4 separate regions of the Homo sapiens genome follow, and all the other regions are linked to region 4. A link is a contact called in ENCODE Hi-C or POLR2A ChIA-PET data. All regions are on one chromosome and are shown on one strand. Each heading gives the region's core, a stretch centred on a gene start or an enhancer-like site at or near the end of the contact. The rest is flanking DNA. Distances are from core to core; before and after follow the strand shown. Region 1 holds the start of ZNF503 (zinc finger protein 503). Region 2 holds the start of VCL (vinculin). Region 3 holds the start of CAMK2G (calcium/calmodulin dependent protein kinase II gamma). Region 4 holds the start of KAT6B (lysine acetyltransferase 6B).

Region 1 (2,700 bases), core at 163-2,662, 580 kb before region 4:
ATTGACCTCCAGGACTAGAAGTTCCTTGGTGGTGTGGCTCTTAGAAGTCTCCGAGTTTGGGGTTAGGGAACTACAGAGGGTGGCAGCCTGACCTCCGCACGCAACACGCCCCGCGAGGACTCGCGGCGGCGGGGTGGGGTGGCGGGAAATCTCCCGTGTTAGAAGTTGCCGCCGCTGGTCTCGGGTACCCGGAGCCGCGCCCGAACTCCGCGACCCCAACAGACCGAGGCTCCCAGAGGTGGAAGGGCGTCTCTCCGACACCGAGAGGGCAGGCGCACACTCCAGGCCTGCGCGCCCCTCTCGGCGCCCTGGGCGCACCTGCGCACTTTACTCTCGCTATTCATTTTCCTGACACCGTGCGCCTCTTTCATTCTTTTTCTTAGAGCCCCCACCCCACCCCCATCCCAGGAGGCCGCTCCTCTTTTCCCCTCCTCCAGTTCCCTCTCAATCTCCTCCTTCCTCTCCGTCTCTCTCTCCCTCTCTCTTTTTCCCTTCAAGTCGCACCCGCCTTGTAATCAGCAACAAAAGCTGACATAAATCACGGGAGGATTGACAAGAGCTGACAAATAACTGATTGATTGCGGTCGAGGAACATTGACAATTGATGGAGGGGTGGAGATGCCCAAAGAAGGGGGGGAGGGAGGAAAACAGGGTGGGAGAGTAAGAATGGGGGGTTGGGGGACAGACTGAGGGTGAAACAGAGGAAACATGTGACCCCCGCTGCTGCCCCAATCTACGCGTCCCCGGGCGTCACGTGGCCGGGAAGGGCGGAGAGCCCAGCGCTCCTCGCGGTGTTGAGCCGCCGCCGCTGCGACTGCCCATCTAGCTTCTGGTTTCTCCGCCGCGGAATCTGAGGAAATTAGAGCGGGCGGGCGGGCTTCTTCCAGCTCCGGCTCCCCACCTTGCCTTCTTACCCTGGTGGCTGCGCTGCGCCGCGCGGGATCTCGATTACTGCGAAGGAAAAAACACTGGGTGTGCAGGTTCCCTTCGCCCCTGGAGTTGACAGTCCGGCCGGTGTCCACACTCCCACCGGTGCTCCTTCTGGACACCCCCCGCAGTCTGTTCCTCACGCGCACCCCCCTTCAAAAGAAGGTTTCAGTTTATTTTCGAGCTGGGGAAAGGAAGAACGACGAGGAGGAAAAAAGAGGGAGGCGGCGGATGGCAAACGTAGAATAAATGTCCATCTCGTCCTCCCAGCGAAATCGAGGGAGGGGACACACAGGGGGGCGGCGAAGAGGGAGCTGCCCATTAAAACCGGCACTGAGAGTCCTGGCAGCGGCGGCGGCGGCGGCGCGGGACGCGTCACATCCCCTTGACCCTCCAATCACCTCGGGCTCCCATTTGATTGGAAGGCGGCAAAGGCTTTAATCTCCCCCTTGGTGCAGCTGCTTTTGAAGTGAGTTTCCTCGCCAGAGCCCCGGCTGGACACGCAGCGGCTCGCATCGCAGAGCGCAGCGCCGGCGCGGGGCCGCGAGAACGCAGCGCAGGGGAGCAGCCCGAGGCGGACACCGCGAGCCGCCCGGCACTCCCGCAGTCCAGCCGGCTCCTCTAGCCCGGCCACGGCTCCGCTGCGGGCCACCCAGGATTACTCGCGTCTGGCTCCAGGCGCCGAGAAGGCGCGCTGGGCGCCCGTGGCCGCCGCGCCAGCTCCTCCTCCTCCCGCTGCTCCTGCTCCCGGGGCGAGCGCGCAGCCCCGAGCCCGCCCCGCGCCTCCCGGAGCCCTCCCCCCCGCTGCTCCCATGCGCGCGGGTGGGTCATGAGCACAGCGCCCTCGCTTTCTGCCCTAAGAAGCAGTAAGCACAGCGGCGGCGGCGGCGGCGGAGGCGGAGGCGGCGGTGCAGACCCTGCCTGGACCAGCGCGCTCTCTGGAAATAGCTCCGGCCCCGGCCCAGGCTCGTCCCCGGCCGGCAGCACCAAGCCTTTTGTGCACGCCGTGCCCCCCTCTGACCCCCTGCGCCAGGCCAACCGCCTGCCAATCAAGGTGCTGAAGATGCTGACGGCACGAACTGGCCACATTTTGCACCCCGAGTACCTGCAGCCCCTGCCTTCCACGCCGGTCAGCCCCATCGAGGTAAGGACCCTCTCTCTGGATCGCACTGGGACCACTACCCTGGCTGCCACCCTAGGGCTTTCTTTTTCTCGGGATCTGGGCGGAGGTGGGGGGGTCGGAGTGATTCAGCTCCCGAATGGGGGAAGAGGCTACTGCTTCCGTACCTCAAAACTAGGGCGGAAAAGGGGGAGGAAGTGGAATGGGGCGTGCATGCTAGGGAGCAAGGCTGCCAATACTTGTTTCTCCTTTCGATATGAAAGCCCCTACCCCGACCCAGGCCCCTTCACTCGGCACCGAAGGCAGGCGGAGGTCTGAAATACGGTTCCAAAGTCGCCGTCCTTCGTATCCGCAGAAGCCAGTGTGTGCACACAGCCTCTGAGGCGCCAGCCGCCCGAGCCCTTACTCTGAAGAATTAAGGAGTGTTTGTGGGGAGGGGGTACAGTTCTGGGTCTAGGAACCGAAAACCAAAACATTTTGCTCTTTAAAAATCTAGTTAGCGCTCAGAGAGGGCAGGAAAGATGCTGCTGGGGGTGGTGGTTGGGCGGGGGGAGCAATCTGCTGCCTTTCCCAACGGCGAGAATGTTTGTGAGTGGGTGTTGAAGAGGGGGTGCCGCCTAGAATTGCGCCTTGGGGCTGGGAGGATCTTCGTG
Region 2 (2,700 bases), core at 35-2,534, 830 kb after region 4:
TTCAGACGTGGGCTCCACCTCCTCCAGGAATCACCTCGGTTATGAGTCACAGCTGTGGGTTACAGGGGTCTGCAGAGCCACCAGGAAAGTTGTGGATGGGGAGCGGATGCCCCAGCCTTCTCTCCGGCAGGGGCGGCAGATCCCAGATTCCACAGGCCTCTCCCAACAGCTCCATCTTGCTTCCTGCCAGGAGGAGGGGCCAAGGAGGGCCCCCGAGTCTAGAAAGGCCCCAGTGGGAGGAGGCCGTTTGACAGCAGGTAACGCCAGGTGAAAATGTCCACAGGAGGGAATGAAAGGAAGGGCAGCAGGGCTGAGCGGAAGGAAAAACCGGGCTTGTGGTCACGAATGACTGCATAAAGGTGTGAGAGTGCCAGAGGAGTGAGCATAAGTAAAATGCCCAGGAGGGAGGAGGAGGCGACAGAGAGTGAGGCAAGTGAATAAAAGGGCGGAATACAGGGAGCTCTGGGGAGCGGGGGTGGGCGAGGCGGGTCTCAGGGTGAGGGGCAGAAGTATTAGAAAGGAGGACAACGTGGCTCAAATAAGGATCCCTAGAAGAGAAGGCAAGGGATCCGTGGGAAGGCCCGCTCTCCCTCCCCCGCACAGCCAGATCGAGGAGGCCTAAAAGGCGCTGAGAGCGAGGAAGTCAACGTGGGGGCGAAGCCTGCGCGGGGCAGGGACCCTCGGACATCCCAGCAACTCTCATTTATTGGGTGTCTGCTGTGGGCCACACGCCGCGCGAGGCACTCCACGAATAATACCTCGCCATATCTTCACGACAAGCCCGCAAGGCAGCCTTTTTCATGACTGCTCCCATTTTATAGATGAGGACACTGAGGCCCGGAGAGGCTCAGGACTCGCTCAAGGTCACAGGGCGGAGAAGAGGCCATTCGAACCCTCGGCGCCTGGCTCCGGAACCCACGCGGAAAGCCACGGCCAGCGAGCCGGCCACAGGCAGCCGCGACGCGGGCCGGGGCCCCGGGGATACCTCCCGCGCCCGCTCCCGCGCCAGGCCCTGCGCGCTCACCCGGACGAGGTTGCTGACGGCCGCCTGCACGGCGGCCACGGGCGCGGTGAGGTCAGGAATGGCTTTGCCGTCCACCTCGCCCTCCTCGTGCATTATCACCAGGTGGGAGATCTGCTGTGCCACCGGCTCCAGGATGCTCTCGATCGTGCGCGTATGAAACACTGGCATCGCGGCGGCGAGCGGGGCGGCGAACCGCGGGCGACAGAGAAGTAGGATCCACGGGGCCGGGAACCGGCGAAGAGACAGACTGTGCAGCGACTACGGAGTCGGGGCTTCCCTCGGCGTAACCAGCCTCACGGGCTCCCCGCCCCCTCTCGTCGCCGCGCCCAATGGCAGCGCAGCTCAGACCTGGGCCGCCACTCCTACTGGTCCCTTTTCGAGATGCTCCGCCCCAGCCACCGCGCCGCCAAACCCCGCCCCTCCCCCATTCCTAAGGGAGGGGCCTGGGATTGGGGCTGAGCCGCCGGGATTGCTACCGGATTCCCGAGCCCTAACGCCGGGCGCTCCTTATAAGGGCATGGTGGGAGCGGAGCGGGCCGCTGGAGCCGGCTGGTCCCGCCCCCGGGCCGCCTCCCGCCTCGGATCTGGGGGGCTCCGCCCCTCTGCAGAATCACCTCAGCGGGGCGGGGTCTCCTCACCTCAAGCGGCGCTAGAGTTTGATGAGACCAAGGGGTCTCCCACGTCCCCTCCTCAACTTTTCCCTTCACACGAAACCCTCAAAATACTCCTTCCATTCCCTCCCAGCAATGCATGGGAAGGTTTTTAGTAAAAGATTCAAACAGCAGAGGTGCACTGAGAAACAGCAGCGTCCCATTCACGTAAACGCAGACTCCGCCCCCTGCCCTCCTCAAAGACATTCTGTTTAACAGCTGGGTGTGTAGCCTTCTAGACTTGTCTATAGATTCACTTCTACATATATATTTTCTAACTAAATGAGATTAATAAACATTTTCCTGGAACTAGGTATGATTGCCCTTGATTAAAATGCCCTTATCTTTCACTGCTGGTAGAGGTCTACCTCATTCTTCTTAATGACTGCATGATATTCCATTGCATGAAATAAAACTATTTACAGAACCAATTTCCTACTCATGGACTTGGGTTGGGTCCTGGTTTTCACTATTAAAAAACAATTCTGCATGAATTGTACTTACCCCTGTGCTGTGCATCTGTGTATTTATCTAGCGCAAATGCCTACCAGGAAAGAGAAAAACGCAAAAGTATATGCATTTTATATTTTGATAGGTAAGACCAAATTATCCAGTTCCCTCACGCTTTGTATAAGACATCTTCCAGGCCGGGCGCGATGGCTCACGCCTGTAATCCCAGCACTTTGGGAGGCTGAGGCGGGCGGATCACGAGGTCAGGAGATCTAGGCCATCCTGTCTAACACGGTGAAACCCCGTATCTACTAAAAATACAAAAAAAATAGCCAGGCGTGGTGGCGGGCGCCTGTAGTCCCAGTTACTCATGAGGCTGAGGCAGGACAATGGCGTGAACCCGGGAGGCGGAGCTTGCAGTGAGCGGAGATCGCGCCACTACACTCCATCCTGGGCGACAGAGCAAGACTCTGTCTCAAAAAAAAAAAAAAAAAAAAAAAGACATCTTCCAAACGTCTTACTTACTTCAAATTCGCTTTTGCCCAAGCTTTCCCATTCTGAGGTAAACACTTTCAG
Region 3 (2,700 bases), core at 68-2,567, 950 kb after region 4:
ACCAAGTACTATTCTAAGTGCCTTAGACCATTTAATGCTGACAGGCCTATGAGGTAGGTAATATTATTGTTCCCAGCCGGGCGAGGTGGCTCATGAAGCCACCTCTGTACTACATACATACTTCATTACTTCATGTATGTACTACATACATACTTCATTACTACAACATAATGAAGCCCCGTCTGTACTAAAAATACAAAAAAATTAGCCGAGCGTGGTGGCGCGCGCCCATAATCCCAGCTACTCGGGAGGCTGAGGCAGGAGAATCGCTTGAACCCAGGAGGTGGAGGCTGCAGTGAGCCAAGATCGCACCACTGCACTCCAGCCCGGGCAACAGCGCAAGACTCCGTCTCAAAAAAAAGATTCAGTGACTTACCCCAGGTCACAGAGCTGATCAGTGAGTTGCCTAGAAATCCAATCCAGGCAGTTTGATGCAAGTTCACGCTTAGACAGCTATGAGATAGCTCTACTGCCCCTTATACCAGTCAATGCATCACTACAAAATGTGGTAGGTGCCAGAAAATAAAAGTACGAGGGTGCCTTGCAAGAAAATGGGGATTTCCCCTTTCTTCCACTTTCTCTTCTAGCCCCCACTGCACAAAGCCTTTTCAAGTCTTCCTACTTCACCCCTTTCATTTCTGGCCGGATAGAGAATACTCTTTCATCTCTGCAGTTATGGTGCAGGAAGGCAGAGTCCTACCTGTATCCTTGCCCCTGGCCTGGTCTCCCTGATCAACCCGCGCCTGAAGGGTTTCTTTCTAATAATGGCCCTGGTGCTTGCGCAAGTCTAGACTGTCAGCTCCCAGAGGGAAGGCGGCTGGCAGCTGGCTCTGCGCAGGCTGGGGGCGCCTCCCGGGCGTGCAGCCTGGCACAGGCTCCTTGACCTTGGCTCTCTCCCCACGTGCTAGGAGCCCGGTTGGGGGCTCGGGACCCGCGTGTAGGACCCGTCCAGAGAGGTCAGTGGTCCAGACTCCTACACTCCTAACACATGCACCCTCGCATGCACGTTCCCGAGCCCGCGCGGGGTCCGCCCCGGGACAAGCCCATAAGTCGCGAACCTTCCAGCTCCGTCTGCCCAGACAGGTGGCCCGGAGCGGGGACCCCCTCCCCTCGGCTGCCCCGCGCGCCTGGCCCAGCGAGGGCGGCTCCGGGGCGGGGCGGGGCCGGCGGCGGGAGGCCCCTCCCCGGGGGCGGGCCGGGGGCCGGGCGGGGGGGGGGACTGGCGGGGCCTGGGGGCGGGGCGGGGCGGGCGGCGCGGGGGTGTCCCTCCCTCCCTCGCTCTCCCCGGTAAAGTCTCGCGGTGCTGCCGGGCTCAGCCCCGTCTCCTCCTCTTGCTCCCTCGGCCGGGCGGCGGTGACTGTGCACCGACGTCGGCGCGGGCTGCACCGCCGCGTCCGCCCGCCCGCCAGCATGGCCACCACCGCCACCTGCACCCGTTTCACCGACGACTACCAGCTCTTCGAGGAGCTTGGCAAGTACGGCCCGCCCGCCGCGGTCCCCTGCCTGCCCTGCCGCCCGGGAGCTATGCGGCTTCTCGCCCCGCCCCCCGGCCCTGCACCGGCCGCTGCGGCTCCCCCTCGGCCGCCCCACCCCCGCCTTTCCCGCCCGCCGCCTTCGGTCCCCGCGCCCCCCGCGCACTGCCCCGCATCCCCCTCCGCGCCCTGCAGCAACTGGCGGGGCCGCTGCTCCCCACGCGCCGCCGCGGACACCGCAGACCCCGGACCGCTCCCGGGTGCCCTCCAGCCCCGCCCCTCCGCACCCTTCAGGCGCCCCCCTCCCGACCACCTCCCAACGCTGCCCGGTTGCTCACTCCGCACCCTGAACCCAGGTCCCACGCGCCTCGCACTCAGGACCCTCCCCAGCCCTGCAGCCCTAGCTCTGCTGCGGAGCCCGGGCGTGGGGGGGCTGTTTGGCGCCCGGCCCCGCCCCCCGCGGGTGCCGCTCCAGGCTCCCAGCCCCGCGGCTGGGCAGTGCTGCGGCACCCCCGTCCCCTCCCCCCACCCCTGCAGTGGTCCCGGGAGCCGCGCCGCAGCCTCAGCATCCCCCTCCCCTCCGCACTGAGCTGGCCGCTGCAGCAGCCCCGGCCCCCCACCCCCACCCGCGGCGCCGAGCCCGGCCACTGCAGCCCCCGCCCCGCCCGCCCCCCCAGACGTTTCCAGAGCTCAGAGTGCGAGCTCCCGTTTGACGGGGACGTCAAGGAAAATAGCATGGGAAGGGGAGTTCTTGATGTCTGACTGTGTCCTCTCTTCCCTTGCTGTCAGTTGAGCCGGGATGCAGTGAGATGAAACCGGCTGTGGGGGGGTTTGAGCCTCACTTTGCCCCATGGTTGAGGGAGATTTCTCTTTCAGGGGATGATACCCTCTTTTTAATCTTTCCTTCCCCGACCTTCAACTGTTCCTGCTGAGAGAAGGGCAGGGTCTCTCTGCTCCCTTCTGCCCTGGTTCTCTTGGCCGGGACCGCAGGGCTGTCTGAGATGCAGCAGGTGTGTGTTTTCAGCATCGCCCACCCGCTCCTGATGTGCAGCCTGAGGTGGAGGCTGTTGCCTTGCCCAGGGACTGGATGAGGGGGTGGGAGCGCGGCACGCCACCCACATCTGTTCAGTGTCCTGCGGTGGCCGCGTCCTTTTGCCTCATGTTGGATGGTGGTGGTCACAGCGCCGGTGTGTGTGCATGTACGTGAGTGTGACTAGAGGTCTGGTGG
Region 4 (2,700 bases), core at 182-2,681:
TTCCTGGGATACCCTGCTGCCGGACACTCCCTTGAAGACTCCAGATCAAGTTTAACATAATGAATCCAGCGTATCACGGGTCGCCATAGCTCACGTCTGTAATCCCATCAGTCAGGCAGAGGTGGGCAGATCACTTGAGGCCAGGAGTTCGAGACCAGCCTGGGCAACATAGTGAGACCCTTTTCTCATTTTTATAAAAAATAATAAATACAGCCTATCAAACAACTTGTCTCCCAAACTAACACCTTTCTCTGCCCCATCCTCACCCCTGGCACAGTCCACCAAATCACATTCACCGAAAATTACTGTACAGCTCCACCCACTTTCTTCACACCTGCCGCCTTGTCCCACCCCTACCAATCCCTTGTCCCCAGGAGATTTTCTGCCACAGATTTTGCAAGTTCTAAGCAGCCTCTCTCCCCTTCCTTCATATTTAAGTTTGCTCTGCTGTCTTAGCATCATCTTTCAGAAACTCTCCCAAGCACAACCATCCCATCCTTCCACGTTTTTAAAAAATACTTCATACCCCAAAGCTAGCAAACCTCCTTCTTATTCCAACATGCGATCCACCCAGATACCTCTTTCCCATCACTGCAATCGTACCTGCTCCTCACATGCGCCTCAATGCCTCCCCAAACCCCTCAACGCCTCCCCAAACCCAACACTCTGCACCGCTTCAACTCTACTCCACATCCACCACACCCAAACCCACCTACTCTGCGCCCAGACAACTGCAATCTCGCCTTCGGTATCATCTCACCTGCCCTCACACACCCCTCGGTCCGCCTTCCACTTCTCTCAAATTGCATCCCTCCCTAACTCTCCCTCTGCACCTGCTTCTACACCTTCAGCTTCTCCTCCCACCCAACCCTCACTAGTCTTCCTCACACCCTCGCCGGCCCCCCACCGCTCCTACCAGTTCACTCCCACTCAGAAATTCCCTCTCAGCCCCCGCCTTCCGACTCCCCGAACCCCGCCCCCACCCGATCCCGCCCCGCCCCCCTCCGCCCTCGAGCCCCGCCCCCTTGCCCTAGAGCCCTGCCGAGGGGCGGGGCCTGTCCCTCCTCCCCTTTCCCCCGCCCCCTACCGTCACGCTCAGGGGCAGCCTGACCCCGAGCGGCCCCGCGGTGACCCTCGCGCAGAGGCCTGTGGGAGGGGCGTCGCAAGCCCCTGAATCCCCCCCCGTCTGTTCCCCCCTCCCGCCCAGTCTCCTCCCCCTGGGAACGCGCGGGGTGGGTGACAGACCTGGCTGCGCGCCACCGCCACCGCGCCTGCCGGGGGCGCTGCCGCTGCCTGAGAAACTGCGGCTGCCGCCTGGAGGAGGTGCCGTCGCCTCCGCCACCGCTGCCGCCGCCGCCAGGGGTAGGAGCTAAGCCGCCGCCATTTTGTGTCCCCCTGTTGTTGTCGTTGACATGAATCCGACATGACACTGATTACAGCCCAATGGAGTCTCATTAAACCCGAGTCGCGGTCCCGCCCCGCCGCTGCTCCATTGGAGGAGACCAAAGACACTTAAGGCCACCCGTTGGCCTACGGGTCTGTCTGTCACCCACTCACTAACCACTCTGCAGCCCATTGGGGCAGGTTCCTGCCGGTCATCTCGCTTCCACATAAACACACCCCTCGACCCATCATCCCCCCCTCCGGCACCACCCCGGGGGAGGGTCCACTGCCAATACCAATCAACAGACCGCTGGGTCCGCCTCTTCCGGGCACCTATTGGTCCAGCCCTTTTTCTCTCTCCTAGATACCGCGCCACCTCTACTTCCACCTACCCGCCCCCTCCACCTCTAGGAAAGGATTGGGTCTACTCGCAGCAGAGGAGCGTAGCCTTATTGGCTGCAGACGACGCCAATCAGGAGGCCTTTTCCCTCTCCCCTCCCCCACTCAACCCCAAACCCCCTAGCCCGCAGCTAAAGTTTGTGTGAGAGCTGATCGCTGGCGGCGGCCGCAGGATTTAGGGGTGGGCGCGGGCGGGCGCGCGCGGGCGGGCACGCGAAGTTAAAATTCGAGGTTCTCAGTCGCCAGCTCCTTCGGTGGAGTGTGCGGACGGGCGCGCCGCCCGGAGCGTTCCATCCCGCCCCCTCCTCCACCCTCTCTCCCGTCCCGTCCCGTCCCGGGCGACTACTCGCCCGCCCCCTGGCTCGCATCCTTCCCCCCCCAACACACCCCTACCCTGCCAGCCCCAGGCCGGGTGCAGGCAGAACGATGTCGCTGCAGCCTCCTCGCCATCCCATGCCTCGGGGGAGCAAGCCCCTACCCACCGGGCGTGCACCCCCCGGCTCCACACTCGCCCGTGTCTGCAAGCACGTGCACCGCTCGCCGCTGCCTCCGGCCACCCGGGTCCCCGGCTAACCTCGCCTGCAGCCCGGCCAATCGCTCGCTGCCCTTTGTTGCTGCAGCCTGGGTCTCCCCGCTGCCTTCCTCAGCCTCCGCCTCGTCCTTTGCCAGCCGCCCGGGTCCGCAGCGCCGCGCTCCCCCCGCCCGGGACCCACCGCCGCCGCCTCCTTCTCCTCCTCCGCCTCCTCCTCCTCGGCTCCGGGCTGCAGCGCACAGAGCCCGAGGCAGCGCCGCCCAGCCCCGCTCCCCCCGCGCCGCCCGCCAGCCCGCCCGGCCTGGCCGGGGGCGCAGCCCGGACCCCGCCCGCCCCAGTCTCCGCCCCGGGGGTACCTGCCTCCGCCCCGGGGGGCTCCTCTCGCC

What was found. A loop is a pair of places that touch in the nucleus more often than their neighbours do. ChIA-PET counts read pairs that join two places held with the same protein, here RNA polymerase II (POLR2A). Pooled maps may share reads with other maps.
Region 1: a map of PC-3 shows a loop between it and region 4 (4-fold over the local background). The contact joins the promoter of ZNF503 here to the promoter of KAT6B in region 4. A Hi-C loop is called at or near these places in 1 of 168 maps with a recorded cell type or tissue (PC-3), 1 of 37 single-sample maps with no recorded cell type and 9 of 50 pooled maps.
Region 2: a map of CD8-positive, alpha-beta T cell shows a loop between it and region 4 (19-fold over the local background). The contact joins the promoter of VCL here to the promoter of KAT6B in region 4. A Hi-C loop is called at or near these places in 4 of 168 maps with a recorded cell type or tissue (CD4-positive, alpha-beta memory T cell, CD8-positive, alpha-beta T cell and naive thymus-derived CD4-positive, alpha-beta T cell), 1 of 37 single-sample maps with no recorded cell type and 15 of 50 pooled maps. POLR2A ChIA-PET finds 5 or more read pairs at or near these places in 2 of 52 experiments (Caco-2 and PC-3).
Region 3: a loop to region 4 is called in a map of CD8-positive, alpha-beta T cell, with 26 times the contacts of the local background. The contact joins the promoter of CAMK2G here to the promoter of KAT6B in region 4. A Hi-C loop is called at or near these places in 4 of 168 maps with a recorded cell type or tissue (CD4-positive, alpha-beta T cell and CD8-positive, alpha-beta T cell), 1 of 37 single-sample maps with no recorded cell type and 17 of 50 pooled maps. POLR2A ChIA-PET finds 5 or more read pairs at or near these places in 1 of 52 experiments (AG04449).

The regions. Positions count from the first base shown.
Region 1 is chr10:75,400,476-75,403,175 of GRCh38, reverse strand. ZNF503 (zinc finger protein 503) reads left to right here and starts at 1,412. Exons shown (of 2, transcript NM_032772.6): 1 at 1,412-2,071. The coding sequence starts at 1,757. It overlaps ZNF503-AS2 (ZNF503 antisense RNA 2), which reads right to left and starts at 1,648. Exons shown (of 2, transcript NR_024421.1): 1 at 915-1,648. RefSeq lists an enhancer at 1,910-2,410.
Region 2 is chr10:73,996,700-73,999,399 of GRCh38, reverse strand. It overlaps VCL (vinculin), which reads right to left and starts at 1,284. Exons shown (of 22, transcript NM_014000.3): 1 at 1,025-1,284. The coding sequence starts at 1,192. RefSeq lists enhancers at 332-983, 1,056-1,255 and silencers at 936-985, 1,316-1,675.
Region 3 is chr10:73,873,172-73,875,871 of GRCh38, reverse strand. It overlaps CAMK2G (calcium/calmodulin dependent protein kinase II gamma), which reads left to right and starts at 1,317. Exons shown (of 23, transcript NM_001367534.1): 1 at 1,317-1,475. The coding sequence starts at 1,411. RefSeq lists an enhancer at 595-704 and silencers at 925-1,204, 1,215-1,374, 1,435-1,604, 1,865-1,924.
Region 4 is chr10:74,825,331-74,828,030 of GRCh38, reverse strand. KAT6B (lysine acetyltransferase 6B) reads right to left here and starts at 1,431. Exons shown (of 18, transcript NM_012330.4): 1 at 1,246-1,431. RefSeq lists silencers at 966-1,365, 2,056-2,255, 2,366-2,465, 2,576-2,700 and enhancers at 1,581-2,352, 2,353-2,700.